Regions from separate parts of the Homo sapiens genome. Here region 1 is linked to region 2. A link is an interaction called in ENCODE POLR2A ChIA-PET data of the cell type or tissue named here. Cell type or tissue: MCF 10A. All regions are shown on one strand. Links, peaks and the distances in the headings refer to the core of each region. The heading gives the core; the rest is flanking DNA. Region 1 overlaps DCUN1D4 (defective in cullin neddylation 1 domain containing 4). Region 2 has its middle 59 kb from the start of LRRC66.

Region 1 (2,809 bases), core at 256-2,755, 74 kb after region 2:
CTCCTCTGTCATATACTTACTACGGTACCCCATGTGGAACCTCCGGAGCCCCTCTCAAGCCCAACTCACTCTCAGCCCTCTGACTACATGTTTAGAAAACACTCTGCCAAGCTTGGCCCAGTTCTCATAGAAAACTTCCTTCTTAAATTCAATGTAATGGTCTTTTCTTGTGTCTACGGCCCAGTCTGTGGCAAAATACTATTGACCCAGGTGTCCCCAAACCTTCATGCCAAGTTGGGTAATTTATTGAAATACCTGAACTGGAATACATTTAAAAAAAAAAAAAAAACCAAAAAAAAAACCAAGATAAAAATCTATGTAATAAGTGAAAGACATTCCAAAGGCTCTTTAGAAAATTTAAAGCACTGCTGGGGGCCAAGATAGATGACAGAAGCACAGAAATGGTAAGGGTAAAATAAAAAGTTTAAAGAAAAAAATGTGAATTTTGCTAGTTTCTTTAAAAGCATGACATACATGCCTGGGCACCAGATGTCTTGGAAACAGCCTGAATGAAGAGAATGATCTCTTGAGATCTCTTCCCAGATCACAAATTCATTGAGGATCTTGGACATATTTATTAAACTGGAGCTAATGTAATATCAAACTGCATAGTTAATGAGGCAGGGCATGTGTATAAGCATAGTTTTTCATTTTAGTGTAAGAGAGGTGATGTAGGAACAGAAAAAATATTCAACAATAACATGCTAAGAATTAGGCAAAAATAATTAAGCTTATAAAAATCACTCTAATTAAAAATAAATACCTAGGGCTTTTACATTATAAAAAGCAATCATGGCCGGGTGCTGTGGCTCACGCCTATAATCCCAGCACTTTGGGAGGCTGAGCCGGGCAGATCACAAGGTCAGGAGATAGAGACATCTGGCCAACATGGTGAAATCCCATCTCTACTAAAATACAAAAAACATTAGCCAAGCATGGTGGCGCACACCTGTAGTCCCAGCTACTCAGGAGGCTGAGGCAGGGGAAATCGCTTCAACCCGGGAGGCAGAGGTTGCAGTGAGCCGACATCATACCATTGCACTCCAGCCTGGCGACAGTGCGAGACTCCATCTCAAAAAAAAAAAAGCAATCACTTCTGAGCTAAATTCAATTGGAAGTAAACGATCTATGAAAAATTCTTGATGATTACAATCTACTCAAAATCATGATGAATAATTATAAGTCCTAGATTGACTCTACATTAGGCTAAAACAACTACTGAGGGGCACGAAGGTACACAGCGTACAATGTGGCCTCCAGTTGATCCGTCATTGTAGGCACATGTGGCCACACCATTTTGTAAGCATCTGGCTTACTGTACCTTTTACATACAAGAAATTAAATGAGAGAAAAAATAACTGTAGTTACACCATATCACTTACAAGAATGGAGAATCTGCTTATAAGTCAAACTAGAATTAGAACTTATTTCTTAGACTGCTTCATAAAAACTAACATACCACTACTTTTTAATTATTTATTTATTTGCTAAAGAACAAAGATTTAAGTATGAAAAACAACCAACTGATTCACCCAACTCAGTAAGTTTGACTCACGTTTTCTGGTTCAACACCAATGTCTTCACAAAATTTCTCCATGCCTTCAGGGCCTACAACATCATCAGTTCCTGTGAAATACAGTCTTATGTAAATTAAATCTGACCATGCACACCATACTATTACCACTGTAGTAGTATTATACTGTCAACAAGTAAGACTTAAAGGCCATTAACTCCTTTTGGAAAAAAAAATCAAGTCTAAGTTGAAAAGTATTCTCGAATTTCAGTATCTTTAAAGGACTCTACTTTGTACAATCATTTAAATCAACTTATCACCATGTCCTTCAATCGTTGGAATATGGTATATACCATTTGTCTAAAGTTAAGGCTGAATTCAATTCCTGCTCTTTAAAACAGCTTAATGTTCTACTCTTACTTGGGTAATAATTTCAATACATAAAATAATTTTTGGAAACATAGCAAAGAACCACATAATAGTCTCTATAAAATTAAATAAGAAAAAACATAAATGTTTCTTTTACATAGAAAAAAATCAAGTTATCACTCTGTTCTTGATAAAGACAGTAAGGCCCCCTTTTCCGTTCTAGCATTAGCTCTGATTCTTCCTGAAGGAAGCGTCCACACATTCCATCTCTAATTTATCTCCCCTTCACTTTGTAACCATTGGAATTTGGTTTCTTCTTCTCCTAGCTCTCCACTGAAATTCTTTTTGCCAAGGTCTCCAATAAGCCCCTAAATGTCAAATCTAACAGACAAATTCAGTCTTTGTTTTATCTGACCATTGTGTGATATCTGAAAATCTGAAGCAGTTCTTTTTTCACAAAACTGTCTCTTCCCATGGCTTCTTGAAGCACCCTCTCTCATCTGGCTTTCCTCCTTCCTCTCCCCTTCTGGCTTCTTTATGGGTTCTTCTGCTTCTCCCAGATGGTTAAATTTGATGTGCAAAGATTCATCCTTAAACCTCTTCTAGTGCCTGCTATATACATTATTCCTAGGAAATTTTAACCATACTCAAGGTCTCGGGTCCTACCCAAATGTCTTTCTAGACCACACTTTCCCCTTACTTTTGAACTACTTGCCTCTTTATCACTAGCTGCTCCACCTCCTGTTTAACTGCCGTAACTACACTCATCTTCTGCTTCAAACCTACTCCTCCCGCATTTCACATTTTCAAACACTGCCTCACTAAAACGGAGCCCAATGTCTCTCGATATCAGGCCTGCTTATCCTCCTGTATGCTGTCCCAGCTGGTGGCACACCCAGAAATAGAAACCTGGGAGTCTTCCTGTAT
Region 2 (2,809 bases), core at 301-2,800:
CGAAAGATTCTGCAAATACCACAACCTTTCCATCAAAGTCTTACACACCAAAAATACTTCTGCAAGGACATCTACCCAATAACTGCCTGTCCAACCTGAAACTGGCACTGCCCATCTTATTGATCCTTGTAGCTGACAGTAATTGTCTCAAAACAATTATGTAATCCTCCTCATTTTTACATTAAAACACTTTGTCTTCCTTTACTGTCCTGAATATTCACATAGTTTACTATGGCATGTATATTCTCATTACAATGCCCATTCACAAATAAATATCATTTTCTTTACAAAGCAGAACTTTCCACTGGGTAGCCAGATCATGTGGCTGCCCTGTAGAAAATCTTTCAACTCAGCTTCTTCCTGGGACCACAACACCCTGTGTGACCTGCCCCACCACCACCTTGCCAGTCTGCTATTCTCTGTGTTTCACCACTTCAGCCACAGTAGCTTATCTCTGCTCCTGGAATATCCCAACTGGGGCCACTACAGGGCCTTTATGTTTGCCATTTCCTCTGCTTGGAATGTGCTGTCTGTATTTCCTAGCCCAGTTTCTTATTGTAATAAAGATCTCAGATTAAATCTCACCTGTGCACATAGACCTTTCCATTTTACCCTGTCTAAAGTAGCACACCCATCTCAAAGCATTCTCTATCATGTTTTGGTGTTTATTGTCTTCCTACCCCCTAAAATGATCTACAGAACTATTGTTTTTTTAAGTGTTTCCTTGTATATTATTGGTCTTCCCAATAAAGGTAAAAATCTCATTTGTCTTGGTTGCTACAGCATCTCCTGGGCTAGGGACAGTGCCTGGCACACAGTATACTGGTGCTCAGTCAACATTTGTGGATTCAACAAATAAATTTGGACTCCAGATAAACCAAATAGAAACAATGCTTTTCAACATACTATATTAGAAAGGACACACATATTAGTGATGGGAATGAGGTCTCAGACTGTCCAAATTCAGAAAGGACTGAAGAAAAATGCATTCAATCTCCTTTATTAATGACTTTATTTTCTATTTTATTTATTTATTTTTTTGAGACAGTCTCACTCTGTCACCCAGGCTGGAGTGCAGTGGTGCAATCTTGGCTTACTGCAACCTCTGCCTCCCAGGTTCATGCCATTCTCCTGCCTCAGCCTCCCAAGTAGCTGGGACTACAGGCACCCGCCACCACACACGGCTAAATTTTTGTATTTTTAGTAGAGACAGCATTTCACCATGTTAGCCAGGATGTTCTCAATCTCCTGACCTCATGATCTGCCCGGTTTGGCCTCTCAAAGTGCTAGGATTCTAGGCATGAGCCACCATGCCTGACTCTGTTAATGACTTTATGTGATTTTGTGGGAAGGATCTCCATGTTCCAAAAAATTGAAAACTTAGCAGAATGTTTACTATCCTTGAGTCTCAGTCTTTTTCTTCACTTAAAACATTTTCACAAAATTTCAGTAGAGGAGGAGCTACCAAATAGTGACAATTTTCACCACTGGGAGGTGGCTGCTTTGATCCAACTTTTATATGCTTTGGTGAAAGGAAACACACCTGTCATTGTATTATTAAAGGAATTGGGTAAGAATTCCTGGGGATTCTAGGTCCCTGGTGGTATCTAGCTCACCCTTGACTTCACTTTAGTCTCTTGAGTCTTCATACCTTCCTTGGCATGTTGCAGTGCTTCAACCAAAGTCCTGTACTTGCCTGGGCTTTTCACCTACACTTTGGCACAACCCCAATTTCTGCATGACACACGTGCCCAAAGGCTCAGTCACACAGCAGTGGAAGGCGTTTATTATAATCCTCTGTGGTCTCATCAACGGGTCTGCCTGGCGTTTTACCATTCCTTAAGGGCAAGGAGCAGGTTTACATAATTGTCTTGGTACAATGGCTCATTCCACAAAACTGGGACAGTGGGTGCAGTCAGCCTACCAAATACCTTCTTGCATTTAACATGTGACCTTTGTCCACTTTGTTACCTTAAAACAATCTTTTCGAGGAAAAGTGCCTACCCCTGGCATAAACAAACAAACAAACAAACAAACAAAAACTCTTGCAAACTTTAAAAGTAAGCAGGGTTCACAGTGCTTCATCTTCCTCCTGCTAGTCTGTAGGAGGTCATATTAAATCATGAATCAGATTGTCTGGAGCCAGGAAGCCAATAAACAACTAGTTCTTTCTAGAAACATTTAACCACCTGGCTTTGTATATGTTCTGGCTCAAACACAACTACAGATTAAAGCTGCGTACAGTAAGAAAAGTGACAAATGCTACAAATCAACTGCCAAAGTATTTCAGTAAACCTCATCAAATTCACAAAATAGACAGGAGCAGGATGAGAATGATTTGTGTCATGGCCAAGGAATCACTGAGTTTAGGGAGAGCTCTTTCACAGCAAGCCTGCTCTCTGTCTAGGGTAAGATGTTTCCTCATCCCTCAGGCTACTCCCTGCAAACATAACCCTGAGGAGTGGCCAGGACAGGAGTGAGAGCCACACACTCAGCACACCCATAAGACCTCGTGGGGACCTACATGGCCATCGCATCTCCCAACAGGTCCAGAGCCAGTCTCAGAAAACTGAATGCACAGTGTCTTCCAATGAATAGGGAAAATCCCTTTTCTGCCCATAATGCCTGGACAACAGGCTTGCTGTTGAGGATAAGAAGATATGAAATAATGGGAGGGAAAGTTTAGAACCTGCCCCTTCGGGCCTTGAGGGATTGTGGGAGGTGATAAGAGAGGAAGTGAGATGGCCTTTCTCAATGCAGAGGTAAGCATGTGGGTTAGAGCAGACCAGGAAAATGCTGACAGCATCAG

What was found. Peaks named below come from ENCODE experiments on the same cell type or tissue, not always from the same donor. Only the 100,000 strongest peaks of a DNase experiment are listed, where the experiment ranks them.
Region 1: POLR2A ChIA-PET joins it to region 2 with 5 read pairs; 2 of 35 experiments call an interaction of 5 or more read pairs at or near these places.

What each region holds. Positions count from the first base shown.
Region 1 is chr4:51,885,385-51,888,193 of GRCh38, reverse strand. It overlaps DCUN1D4 (defective in cullin neddylation 1 domain containing 4), which reads right to left. Exons shown (of 11, transcript NM_001040402.3): 6 at 1,556-1,626. Among named protein-coding and RNA genes, the nearest start is that of DCUN1D4, 44 kb to the right of the region's middle. In MCF 10A, for the core only: a CTCF peak has its summit at 2,617; no DNase peak of the experiment used is centred there.
Region 2 is chr4:51,959,659-51,962,467 of GRCh38, reverse strand. No RefSeq gene overlaps it. Among named protein-coding and RNA genes, the nearest start is that of LRRC66, 59 kb to the left of the region's middle. In MCF 10A, for the core only: no CTCF peak of the experiment used is centred there; a DNase peak (open chromatin) is centred at 1,757.